2 separate regions of the Homo sapiens genome follow, and region 2 is linked to region 1. Evidence: chromatin contacts called from ENCODE Hi-C data. All regions are on one chromosome and are shown on one strand. The core of a region is the stretch at or near the end of the contact, and the rest is flanking DNA. Distances in the headings are between cores, read along the strand shown. Region 1 overlaps MAN2A1 (mannosidase alpha class 2A member 1). Region 2 holds the start of NREP (neuronal regeneration related protein).

Region 1 (6,216 bases), core at 1,042-3,541:
CTGTGGCCAACGTGGGTCCCATTCTATGTTATTTCCCAAACAGCCCATGAAAACCACCCTATTAATTAGCTCTTTCCTTCCCATTCTTACCTACTTTTTGGGATGCAGTGAAGACTTCTTTTGGATTTTCTTTCTTCAAAAATGGTGTGTTTTGTTTTTATTTGTATTATTTTTGGTGTGGGTTTGTATGCCAAAACATTGAATACTTAGAAAAAAATGTTACATGCCATTTTTCTTTCTTTCCTTCCTTTTTTTCTCCCAATAAATACCTAAGGTCCTGCTGTGTGCTAGGTAGGTAGGCATCAGGGTACAGTACATTGAGTAAAACAGCTATGGTGCCTGTTGTCAATATAGGGATTCATTTAGTGAGGAAAAGAGGGAAGCAATACATGAATAAAATAGATAATTGTAATAACACTGTGGAGGAAACAAGAAATAAATTGAGATAAACCATAACATGAGGAGGCCTGTTTTAGACTGGCTGGGGAAGGCTATGCAGAGGTGACGTTTGGCATGAGAGTTGAAGCATTATGTAAACAGAGACCATGTACAAAGGTTTTAGGGTAGGGTGGGGAGGAGCTGGCTTGGAACGGAGATAAGATGAAGGTGAAGCTAAGTTGAGAGAAAGAGATATTCAGTCCTTACTGACTGTGGTGTACAATGTTTTGATTTTGAGGGTGCCTAACTAGGTAGAGATTAAAGCCCTTTACTGGAGATCTGAGGACTGTAGGTGTCTTTTTGAGGAGGATGATTTTTGGACTTAAGTTTGAAAGCCAATTTGAGGCATCAGGCAGGTATTTGAATATATGGGTCTGTTTTTCAGGGGTGAGGTTTCAGCGGGAGATACAAATATGGGAGACATCATGGAATTTAAATCATGGAGTGGATGAGATCATGTAAGAGAGTATAGAGAGGTAAGAGGCTCAAGAAGCTAACCTTGAGGTGCTCTAACATTTAGAGCTTGGGAGAGAAGGAGCCAGCAAAGGAGACTGATAAACAGTTGGCAGGAGGAAAACCTAGGGCATGTTGTATTGGGAATGAGTAAAGAAAACATTTCCAGAGGGAAGGAGTGCTCCATTGTGCCTAATACTCCCTGAGATGACGGATAAGGTAAGGGCAGAGTGCTTTTCATCAGGCTTGAAACATGGGAGCCTCTGGGAACTTTACAAGGTCAGTTTTGGTGGAGTGGTGAGCAGATGCTGATTGTAATGGGCAGATGAATGAATGGGAGTTTGTAAGGAAGGGGGATAATGAGTAGAGAGAAACTTTTGATAATCCCGGTACATGAAGTGGGTGGGGCCCTGGAGGGGAATGGGAATGTAAGATGTTTTATTCAGGGTTCTCCAGAAAGACAGAACTGATAGGACACACACACACACACACACACACACACACACACACATGAGAAGGGAGTTATTAGGAGAATTGGCTTATTTGATTATGGAGACTGAGAAGTTCCACTATTGGCCATCTGCATCTGCATGCTGGAGAACCAGAGAAGCTGGTAGCAGGACTTAGTCTAAGTCTGAAGGCCTTAGAACCAGAGAAGCCAATAGTGGAGCTCAGTCCAAGGTGGAAGGTGCAAGAGCCCAGGGACCACTGGTGTGAGTCTGGAGTCTAAAGGCTGGAGAACCTGGAGTTCTGACATCCAATGGCAGGAGAGGAAAAGCGGCCAGGCTCTTAGAGAGGATGAGAATTTGCCCTTTCTCTGCCTTTTAATTCCATCTGGGCTCCCAGTTGATTGGATGGTGACTACCACATTTAGGGCACATCTTCTCCACTTAGTCCACTCACACACCGTCTCCTCTGGAAACACTCTCACAGATACACCTGGGGCAGCTCAATAATTCTAATCAATTGCTAAACCACCTGGGTTTCACTTTGAGTAGATAAAGGATGGGCCCAGTGCCTACTGAAGCCCTGAAGAATAATCAGTGTTTGACCAGCTATCTGGATATTCATTAATCTAGTCAAGTTGAACCCCAAATTAACCATCACATGGGGTTAAGCACAGGAGGGTGGAAGCACAGAGTTTGACTTTTTTAGATGTATATAGCATATAATAAATATTAAGTTCAACCTTACGAAATTGGTGATATTTGACTATGTTTTACCTATGAGAATGGCATTTTCGTATAGTTTGATCTAATAGAACATGTTACATTACTGAGAATGAGTTGCTTTTAGAAGTGGAACTTGATTGAGCAATATTGAGAGGGTTTAATCAAAAGGGCAAAGAACAAAGCCTTGGAGCAGTTGAGATAAATGGGATTGTTGCTCGGCAGAGGGTTGGCCTTTGAAGCAGGGAGAAGGAAAGGCACACAGTTTTCCAGGAAGGCAGGAGAAGATACACAGATTCAGCCATGCTGGAAGGATCACAGTGAGGCCAATACCAGCGGGTAGTGTCCTATTTGAGGCAAATAATTATGTAATAAATTTACGGATTTAGCTGTAGATACACATTGATTGATTTTGTTCATAGGACTGAGTGGTAACTGAGCCTGTTCTACCTTGTGGTAGACTCTAAATTTGTTCTCTCAAAGGTATTTGATATGTGATTTTTTGCTTGGTTTTTCTCTTTCACTAAAAGCGGAGTAAATCAAATATCATGACCTCCTTCCCCACTCCTGAGCGGTGCAATGCTGTGGCCTCCCTGTAGAACTGATTAGCAAATCAAAGAATAAAGTAGTTTTCTCATAAGTGATTTTCTTGCCCTACAGAAAATTGTCTTTTTCAATGTTACTATAAGTATTCTTTGACTTCTCAGCATAATTGAAGCATTATCTATGATTTCTGTTTCTTTAATGCAGACTACAAGTGCATCCTTTTAAGGTCATTCCACTCTTCTCTGTCACATGTACAGAATTTGCTTATGAGGGTGTTCATTTCAAGAATTTCACCTGTTTGGAGGGAGACTTTATTCCACCGCATAATATAATTTTAAAAATGATGTTCTTTAGACCATTGTGTGCATATATCCCTAGGCCATAATTTTCTCCATGTACTTAATTCAGTACAGAATTCCAGGTACTGATCATTAATGATATCTTTAAAGCTAAATGAGATTGAAAGTCATCTTTAATGGCTGTAGGATCCTTTTTTCATGAACTAACTCCTCTAGCTAATGTTTATTTTGAATAATACTCTTATCCATGGATTATGGGACCAAAGCCATAATAAAAATATTCCCAGGAAGGGTTGTCTTCTTATTCAGTGTGTACTTGTTGAGCTATAGGCAGTTTTGCTGTGTATATGGCTCTAAAATGATCTTTTCCTCAAAGTACAGAAAGATCTGGAGAAATGTGGGCACTCATGTATTAAGTTTGTAGTATTATAATATTGTAAGTATAAGATAAAATGTGGTATTTTTTTTTTTTTGAGACGGAGTCTCGCTTTATCGCCTATGTTGGAGTGCAGTGATGCGATCTTGGTTCACTGCAACCTCTGCTTCCCAGGTTCAAGCAATTCTTCTGCGTCAGCCTTCCGAGTATCTGGGACTACAGGTGCATGCCACCACACCCAGCTAATTTTTATTTTTTTATTATTTACCTATTTTTTTTTTTGAGACCAAGTTTCGCTCTTGTTGCCGAGCCTGGGGTGCAATGGTGCGATCTTGGCTCACCACAACCTCCGCCTCCCGGGTTCAAGTGGCTCTCCTGCCTCAGCCTTCCAAGTAGCTGGGATTATAGGCGCCTGCCACCATGTCCAGCTAATTTTGTATTTTTAGTAGAGACGGGGTTTCTCCATGTTGGCTAGGCTAGTCTCAAACTCCCGAACTCAGGTGATCCGCCCGCTTCGGACTCCCAAAGTGCTGGGATTACAGGCGTGAGCCACCGCGCTCAGCCGCTAATTTTTGTATTTTTAGTAGAGATGGGGTTTCACCATGTTGGCCAGGCTGGTCTGGAGCTCCTGACCAGGTGATCCACCCATCTCAGCCTACCAAAGTGCTGGGATTACAGGCATGAGCCACCGTGCCCGGACAAAATGTGGTATCTTTAAAAGCTCTGTGGTGATGGCATTTTAGATTAAGGTAATGTTTTATTTTATGAAGATGTGTAGCTGTACTGCTGGCGAGATGAATCAACATGTTCTAATACTGCTTGTAATAAGAGTAACTTGATTTACCATTACCTGCTGTGGTAAATTTGTATCTTCAGTATTGGAATTATTCAACAGAATCTATCAGAAGGGATTTCAAAAGCTGCAGTCTGTGGTGTTGTGATAAGTGAAGAAAAGCATTTCCCCTATTTCAGACAGCCTTTGATAGCATATGTATTTAGGAAAATATATACAGATTCATCAACTGTACCTGACTCAAATATTTTTAGCTTCTTTGGGTTGAACTTTGGGTTATGCCAAGGGATCCCCTTTCGTCTTTTCATGGAGAATCACTTGTAACCAATGTTGATGTGCACTTACAAAGAAGGGTGTAAAGGTTTATAGGACGATACTACTCGACAGCTCTGAGGATCTGGAATCTACATGGTTCAACTAGCTTCTCTATTTGAGCCCTGAACTAGTGTTGCACTCATCTCCCATTTCCTTTGCTTTGCCATTTCCAGTTGTAAAGTGATGTGTGCTCCCTCTCTTGCCTTTCACTGGTGCAGTGGGGCTTGTCTTTCAGGATGGGACCTGTGCTAAAACTTTTTCTTGTCTCTGTGTATGCTGATAAACAGGCTTTAGAGTTCTATCTTGTGGTGACTTATCACCCCACCCCATCTTAGAGATGACAATTGCCTTTAAAGGACTATAGTTTTAATGTGTAGAGGGGCTCTTTCTGTTATGTGCTTCTAAGTAGAGAGGCCTGTGAGAGCATCTTTCAGGTCTGAGAAGGTACATGGCTGTCTTGTGCTCCTTTCTTCTCTAGCATCAGGCTGTAGATATTCACCCCTAGTGTTGTATTGCCCCCAACCACTGCCACCCCCAGTGATTTGCTGCTAATTTTGGCTACTTTTTTTTTTTTTTTAATTCCAAAATCTGTTGCAGTCTCTTCGGACTTCTGCCAATTCTGGCATAGTTTGCTCAAATGATTGGCCTTTTCTTGGTAGATCTCAGTCTCTTAACTTCTCCCTTTCCCCTTGTTGAACTGACCAATAACCTGTGAGTATAAACCTTATATCTTGTGTGTTATATGGTCTTTCATATTTTTTCCTAAAGCATATCATGTCATACATACTATTTTTAAACTGCCTTTTCACCACTTCTGAAAATACCTTTCCTTACTTTATCTTCTGAAAATACCTTTCCTTACATTTCTATTTTAAAACAATTTATATTTCTAAATTTTCAGTGGCTGACATCCCTTCCATGATAATGAATCTATCGTTTGACCAGTCCCCTACTTTTGGGCGTTTGGATATTTTCTATCCTTTTCTCTTTTCTCTTCTTCCTTCTTTCCTTTCTGCTTTCCTGTTATTTCCTGGTAATGAGTATCCAGAGTTGTTTGTTCACCATGCATGTAGTTTTTTAAAACCTTAATGTGGGTTTTTTGAGGCTTTTGCTAGTTATAACATCACCTTGTGTGTTCAAAGACAGGGGCCCGTATCTTATGCATGTCTTCCTAGCATACATGCCTGACACAGTGGCCATTCACTAAAGAATTATTGTTGAGTTTCAGAAATATGAGGGCCATTTGACAAATAAATGAGTACCTTCTATGTACTTGGAACCCAGGATATAGGGGTGAACAAGGTAAAGATTGTCCCTGCTCTCATAAGGTGAGGTATTATTTTGTATAACGAGGTTTATGTTACAGAGATGGCAACCCTCTTAATGTGAGGATCAATGAAAAAAATTTAAGACACACAGTATAGCAAAAGCAGACTGAATGACTTCGGGTATGGTTACTTGGGAGATGTTCATGCTTATGGCTGAATTGACTAATTGATTTTTCCATAGATGATATTTCTTATTTAGGATTATCCACTAGTGTTAAGGGATTGAGATGGAATGATCTTTTTCAAGTTCATACTTTTTTGACCCTTGTGAGTAACTCCAGTCAATTATACTTAAATTAAAAATTTCATACCTGAATATAATATGCTGTTGTACAGTGATTCCAGGGACCCAAAGATATTTTAGGACTGAGTTTGGGGGGAACAGAAATATTTCCCAAAATATTTTTGGTCTTTCTGTTGCACGTCTTAAAATATGATTAAGCAAAGATTGCAGCCGCGGAGAAGATTTTCTGCTGTAAATTGGTGTTTCAACCCTGCC
Region 2 (5,672 bases), core at 2,022-4,521, 2.0 Mb after region 1:
AATATGTGCAAAGACTTTTAAGATCTCAAGACTTTCTGGAAAAAGAGAATTGCTAGAAAGTTACTTGGAATCACCCACAGACAATAACTGTCAGTGGTTTCATTTCAGGCAATGGGCTTGTGCCAAAAGGGACTGACATCTTGATGAAAGGATCACCAAAAAGTTGTGAGAATTTTTTCATGAGTAAAAATCCTTCCAGGAGCAACAAATTGTGATTCCCCATTCTGCCACCATACATAAACGACAACTGCAAAAAAATTAACACGTAATAATAATTTGCATTTGCTTTTCTGCATTCAAATGGTTCCAACTTCCACTCTCAGCTTTGGCAGGCATGCTTACCTTCTACAAAGCTCATTCTACTTACTACTACAGAAACATGGTATCTTACTCTTTGAGCTTGATCTATAGAGTTAGTTTTGGTAGGGTCCATAGTCATATTTATGTTTAAACTGGTCACCTGACATATTGCAACATACATGAAACCTCTGTGATCTATTTATGGTCACAGAAAGTAGGTAACGTTCTGAGATAAAGAGCTTGGAGGCAAGGTGATGTGGCCAGTCACAGTAAAAAATAAGTAAACACAAATACTTTACAGCAGTTGATTTTATTACCATCCTATTATTCTATGACAACAGCTAATTAAGAATTTAATATGAAGTTGGGAACCATTTGCACAAAATCCATTGATTAGCTTAATTTTATGTTCACTTCTTTTGTCTTTCTACCTCAAGTTCCTTAATTTGATCATTTTCAAACAAGGTCCATGTGGTGCTTTGACACCCACTTGTTGAAATGACAAGTGACGCATACATAAAAAATAAAACACTTGTTAATAAAAATCAAACTGAACTCATTTAACTGCCTGATTCATTTTTCTCCTTGGAAGCTTATACTTGGGTTGTTCTCAAAGAAAACATCAAAGATATCAGATTAAATTTTGATTCATTAAATTCCACCCTCGTTTCAAAGAAAAAAACTAAAACTAAATTTGGAAATCACACATTCTAAGTGACAAAGAGGTGTTTTAAAGAGTATAAACATCTGCAGTAGGACACGCTGTACTTCACTAAAAAGTTTTATGATATTTCTATTATTTTTTTTAGTTCATCTTATTTCCAAAGAGGAAATTTTTCATAGATGATTAATATACTTATTCAGCTGCTTTTAATGTGTATTCCTTCTGTTTCCTTAATCAGTAATCAAACATTAAACTGCATTCTCTGTGGATCATAAGCTTTGTCAGAAATAGTTATACTTTTATTTAGAGGTTAACATGCTTGACTTCTAAAATTGAGTACATGTCTCTCACAAATGAAATTATAAATCGAGAAAAATAACAGTAATTATATTTAAATAGATGGGGCACATTAATATAAAAATTCATGCTTTTCATCTATATTGCTTTAAAGGATAGCATATACAGTAGCTGTTTGATCAGCTGGACAGACTCCTCAGTTTTGGGTAACTTCGGCCTAGCTCTAAGACCCAAGGCTTTGTTTGAGCCCTACTGCTGTCACCACCTCCATGCGTGTCACAACACATCACTCTTCTTAAAGAACCGAATAGTTTCTGTTGTTCAAATTAAATAAATCCTCACTTCTGAAAGAGGAATTTTAGTTTTCTATTCAAAATAATTGCAAGTCAAAGAACTAATTTGCCACATCCAATTCACATAAATTGCTGTACTGCAACGCTCCCAGGAACTGGAGATAGAACCTTTTAAAGGTCAGATGGGGTGTAGAACAATGAAGGGTTGAGGCGGATGAAGATGGGTGGTTGATATTTATATGTAACAGACTGGTAAGAAGTACTGAGAATCTCCTCTGATGACCAAGTCTTACCATTTTGAGAATCTTAGTCTTGGGCTTCTATTCTCCCTCTCTTCAGTCCAGGGAGACCAACCTGCAAAATATGTTTAAATACAGTAGACACATCGCCTCACCACAGGTCAGCAAACGAAAAATGCCTCTTTAGAGGTTACAGACGAATAACCATTTTCTGTGGTTAAGATAAGTTACATGCAAATTATTGTTAACTACTGGGATTTCTGAAAGAGCTTTCCAAGTGGCCTATAGGCTTAACTAAGGGACAAAGGAATCCCTGGTACTTGGCTTTGCAGAGTCCTGGGCTATTCTTAGTGTTTGGTTCATCTTTAAATTGCATGAGTTCAAAAGGTTTAGCAACTTAAAAGTAGAACCAAGTGATAAAAATAGATTGTTTTCTGGCTGCTCTTTGTTCCCAGACATACTACTGGCAGTATATTTGCAATCAAGACGACAGAATAGGAATCAGCCTTCCACCGTGTAGTGTAATGCCTCAGAGTGGATATTTTTGGAAATGGCACTGCATTACATAACCTTCCGTGTTTAAAAAAAAAAAAAAAACCCTACACGGCGGGGGGGGTGGGGGGAGTCAGGAATATACACCATTCTGTCCTTCTCCCTAAACCAAATAAACATTAATGTACATACTGCTGCAGTGATTTACCCTCAACCTTTATATTATCAGAAGACCGCTCTTTTGTTAACACAGTTATGACAAAAATTAAGATGAATGGAGAAACTAAAAGTTCTCAAAAAGGGTATCATTCGCTCTTAGAGTTTTCCTATAATGTTATTATAGATACACATAAATGCACATCAGATTATTATAATCACCAAGAAAAAAACAGTCATTTATTTTTAAGGCCCTCCCCGCCAAAGTTCAACTGCTTTATAAGAAAATGCAGAAAAAAGTGCTGCAAGATCGAATGCCTAAGAAGACCCTCGGAAGCAGCAGCATTGAAAGAGTAATCAAGTGTAAGGGCGGAGGGACACAAATTCATTTTATAAAAAGGGAGGAAAAGCTTGCATGCACCAAAGTGCATTTAATGCAAAGAAACACAACAGTTTCTAACAAGGCTTTAGGAGCAAGAAGAACAAAATTAACCACACCAACAAGCACAAAACCCCACCCCTTCCCAAAAGAATTCATTTCTCCCTCCGAACTTGTGCATTTTAGAAAAAACCCAAGTTAAATTCCAGCCTGAATGCAGCACAACCAAAATGCCAGAATTTCTCCAAGGTACACGCTTCAGCTCTTTAAAATTTAGAGGGAAGAAGCATGAACTCTGCAGGGTTGAAGGGTCCAGCTAAGAGCAACGGCAAGGAATCGACACAAAAGAGAAACCAGCGCTCCCAGCCGGGGATAGGAATGGCATATACTTACAGACAAAAGCCCCGCTCCCTGTTCACTCTCTCTCCTCTCTACACCTGAAACACAAATGTGGTTGAAAAAGGGCAACATGCTAGAAAGACAGATTGGGGGGGGAGGGGGGATTGGGGGAGGGAGGGGGAGGGGAAAGGGGTGGAGGAAGAGGAGGGAGGAGGGGGAAGGGAAACAAAACCCAAACCGGCTTCACTTCCAAGAAGTGCAGCCTTGGAAAAAGGAGGAGGAGATCATCTCCCTGCCTCGCGCTCTCTCTCCAAGAGTGTGTGTGTCTCTCTCTTTCTCTAAGAGTCTCTCTCTCTCCCTTTCCCTCTCTCTCCCGCTAGGGTGCTAGTGAACAATGAGCTAATTCTGATGGAGCTGGCGCGGAGCCAGCGCCCCAGCCTTGCTGCCACTGTGCAGCCGCCTAGGAGCCAGACTGCTTACTCGGCAGGAATCGGCGGCTCTGGGCCCCGTCGGCGAGCGGCCAACAGGCGCGCGCGCCCCGACACCCCGCACCCGCGCCCCGGGCGCCCCGCTCGCCGCGCCGTCCCCACTGCACCGCGCGGCGCCCCGGGGAGACAAAGCGGACCCGCAGCTCTGCGCCCCGGCCCCGCCCCGGGAGCACGGCGCGCGCAAATCCCCGGCCTTCCTCCCCGCCCCCGGCCAGCCTCTCCGCCTCGACGTGCGGTTGCTTTTCAGACAAATAAGGAGGTGGAGGAGGCGGTTTGGGGGCGCGCCAAGCGTGAAGGCGGCCAGGGTGCTGCACAGCCCGGCGGCCCGCCAGGGCCGTGGGGAGAGGCGGCGCGGCCCGTACTGTAATAATAAACCTGCAGCAGAGGGCATCTGAGGAAAAGAGGACGGCGACGGGCGGCAGCCGCCTTCCTTTTATGTGCCTGTCCTGAGCGAAGCAGAAAATGGTGCCTGCGGCGGCGCGGAGCCGCGCTCAGACACACAAAGAGTCCGCGAAGGATGCATTTGCACACGGCCTCGGGTCGGACCCTGCCCCTCAGCTGGGTACGCGCGCCCCACTCCCTTCCGCGGGGAAGCCCGGGGCGGGGAGCGCCCCTGAAGGCCGGGCCCAGAGGTCCTGTGGCTGCGCGTGCACACACACACGTGCACACAGTCACACGCGCACAACCAGCCAGAGCTGCGGCCTGGCGTGATCGGCCCAAGACATACTCCCCTGGTGCTTCCTTCTCCTTCCCTATACGCTCCCCCACTGCCTGCCCGTCTGAAATTGTACTTTTTAAAATCGAGGATTGCTTTAAAAAATAAAGTGCTTTGCCATTTCTGATTTTTGTAAACTCGTCGTTCTTATTTAAAATCTATCTTTTCATAGTAATGTAATAGCTCAAAATTTTGCAACAAACTCAAATAAACTGGTTCTGTTGCCAATAAAGCAGGATATCATTTTATGGTAACTCTCAGATGTCACAGGAGAAGATTATTTCCTAATTAAATTGCCTTTCCAAGAAAAAAAGATATAAAGGATCATAGTGTCTTCTAAATTTGCCATCCACTTTTTCCCCTAATCACTGAAAGCAATGTTTTCCATTGTAACAAAGAAAATAAGGCAAATTTACAAAACTCAATTTTTAAACGTGTTTACAGAATGTCTGATGTTTTAGATTTAACATACTGGGTACAGCAATAGCAAACCTTAAAAAGCAATACTTTACACTCACAATTCTAAAAGAATGCACTGAGTTCTCTGTATGCTTGTTGCTGGGACTATAGGTCACCTTTAAAACTACAAAGCCATTGCCACAACAAATGCCTGTTAGACTGCACTGGGTATGATGTTTAAGGAGCCCACTGAAAGCTTCTCTGAATTAATCTAAAACATCACAGTAATTTTCCTGCAAAAATAAGATGATTTGGCAGCCATAGCTAGGAACAAAGGGAAGAAATATAAAACTCAACAAATTCCCTTGACCCTTTCAGGCCAGTTTACCAGCCAGGGAAGTACTGGAAGGAAGGTGTAAGGCATAGGCTGGGTGGTGGGAGAGGGGAGACGCCTGGGGGCTGATCTGCAAGTCTGGAACCCCAACACGCTGCTCAAGGGCACCTCAACATTGAGATCTTTGGCATTCACCTCAGGGTCAGGCTGGGAAAGGACCCCAAGGGCGCACCATCAAATCAGACTACCAAAAATCTATCCCAGTGATATTTGTTCAAAAGCTGCTTCTACAAGGAAACATACATATAAACACATACATACACAGGGACTTTAACGTTTATGTAAAACTTCCCTAAGATGTTCTTTCACAGAGAAGTGTTAATTTTTCTTTCTTTCTTTCTTTCTTTTTTTTTTTTTAAGAAATGGAGACTTACCATGTTACCATGTTGCCCGGTCTCAAACTCCTGGATTCAGGCAATCCTCACTACGGCCTCCCAAAGTGCTGGGATTACAGGCACAAGCCACCTCTCTTGGCCAATTTTTCTTCATTGTAATGATAGACATTCAGGTGACAGAT

What was found. A loop is a pair of places that touch in the nucleus more often than their neighbours do. Pooled maps may share reads with other maps.
Region 2: a map of ascending aorta shows a loop between it and region 1 (5-fold over the local background). The contact joins the promoter of NREP here to the enhancer-like site in region 1. A Hi-C loop is called at or near these places in 2 of 168 maps with a recorded cell type or tissue (ascending aorta and naive thymus-derived CD4-positive, alpha-beta T cell), 7 of 37 single-sample maps with no recorded cell type and 3 of 50 pooled maps.

What each region holds. Positions count from the first base shown.
Region 1 is chr5:109,707,145-109,713,360 of GRCh38, forward strand. The region is part of intron 1 of MAN2A1 (mannosidase alpha class 2A member 1); the gene reads left to right. Among named protein-coding and RNA genes, the nearest start is that of MAN2A1-DT, 19 kb to the left of the region's middle. Within about 2 kb of position 2,292, at least 3 of the 41 ENCODE cell types and tissues checked have a DNase peak (open chromatin) inside an H3K27ac peak, as active enhancers do.
Region 2 is chr5:111,753,923-111,759,594 of GRCh38, forward strand. It overlaps NREP (neuronal regeneration related protein), which reads right to left and starts at 3,272. Exons shown (of 4, transcript NM_004772.4): 1 at 3,214-3,272; 2 at 1,848-1,908. The coding sequence starts at 1,850. RefSeq lists an enhancer at 2,472-3,029 and silencers at 3,623-4,022, 4,043-4,402.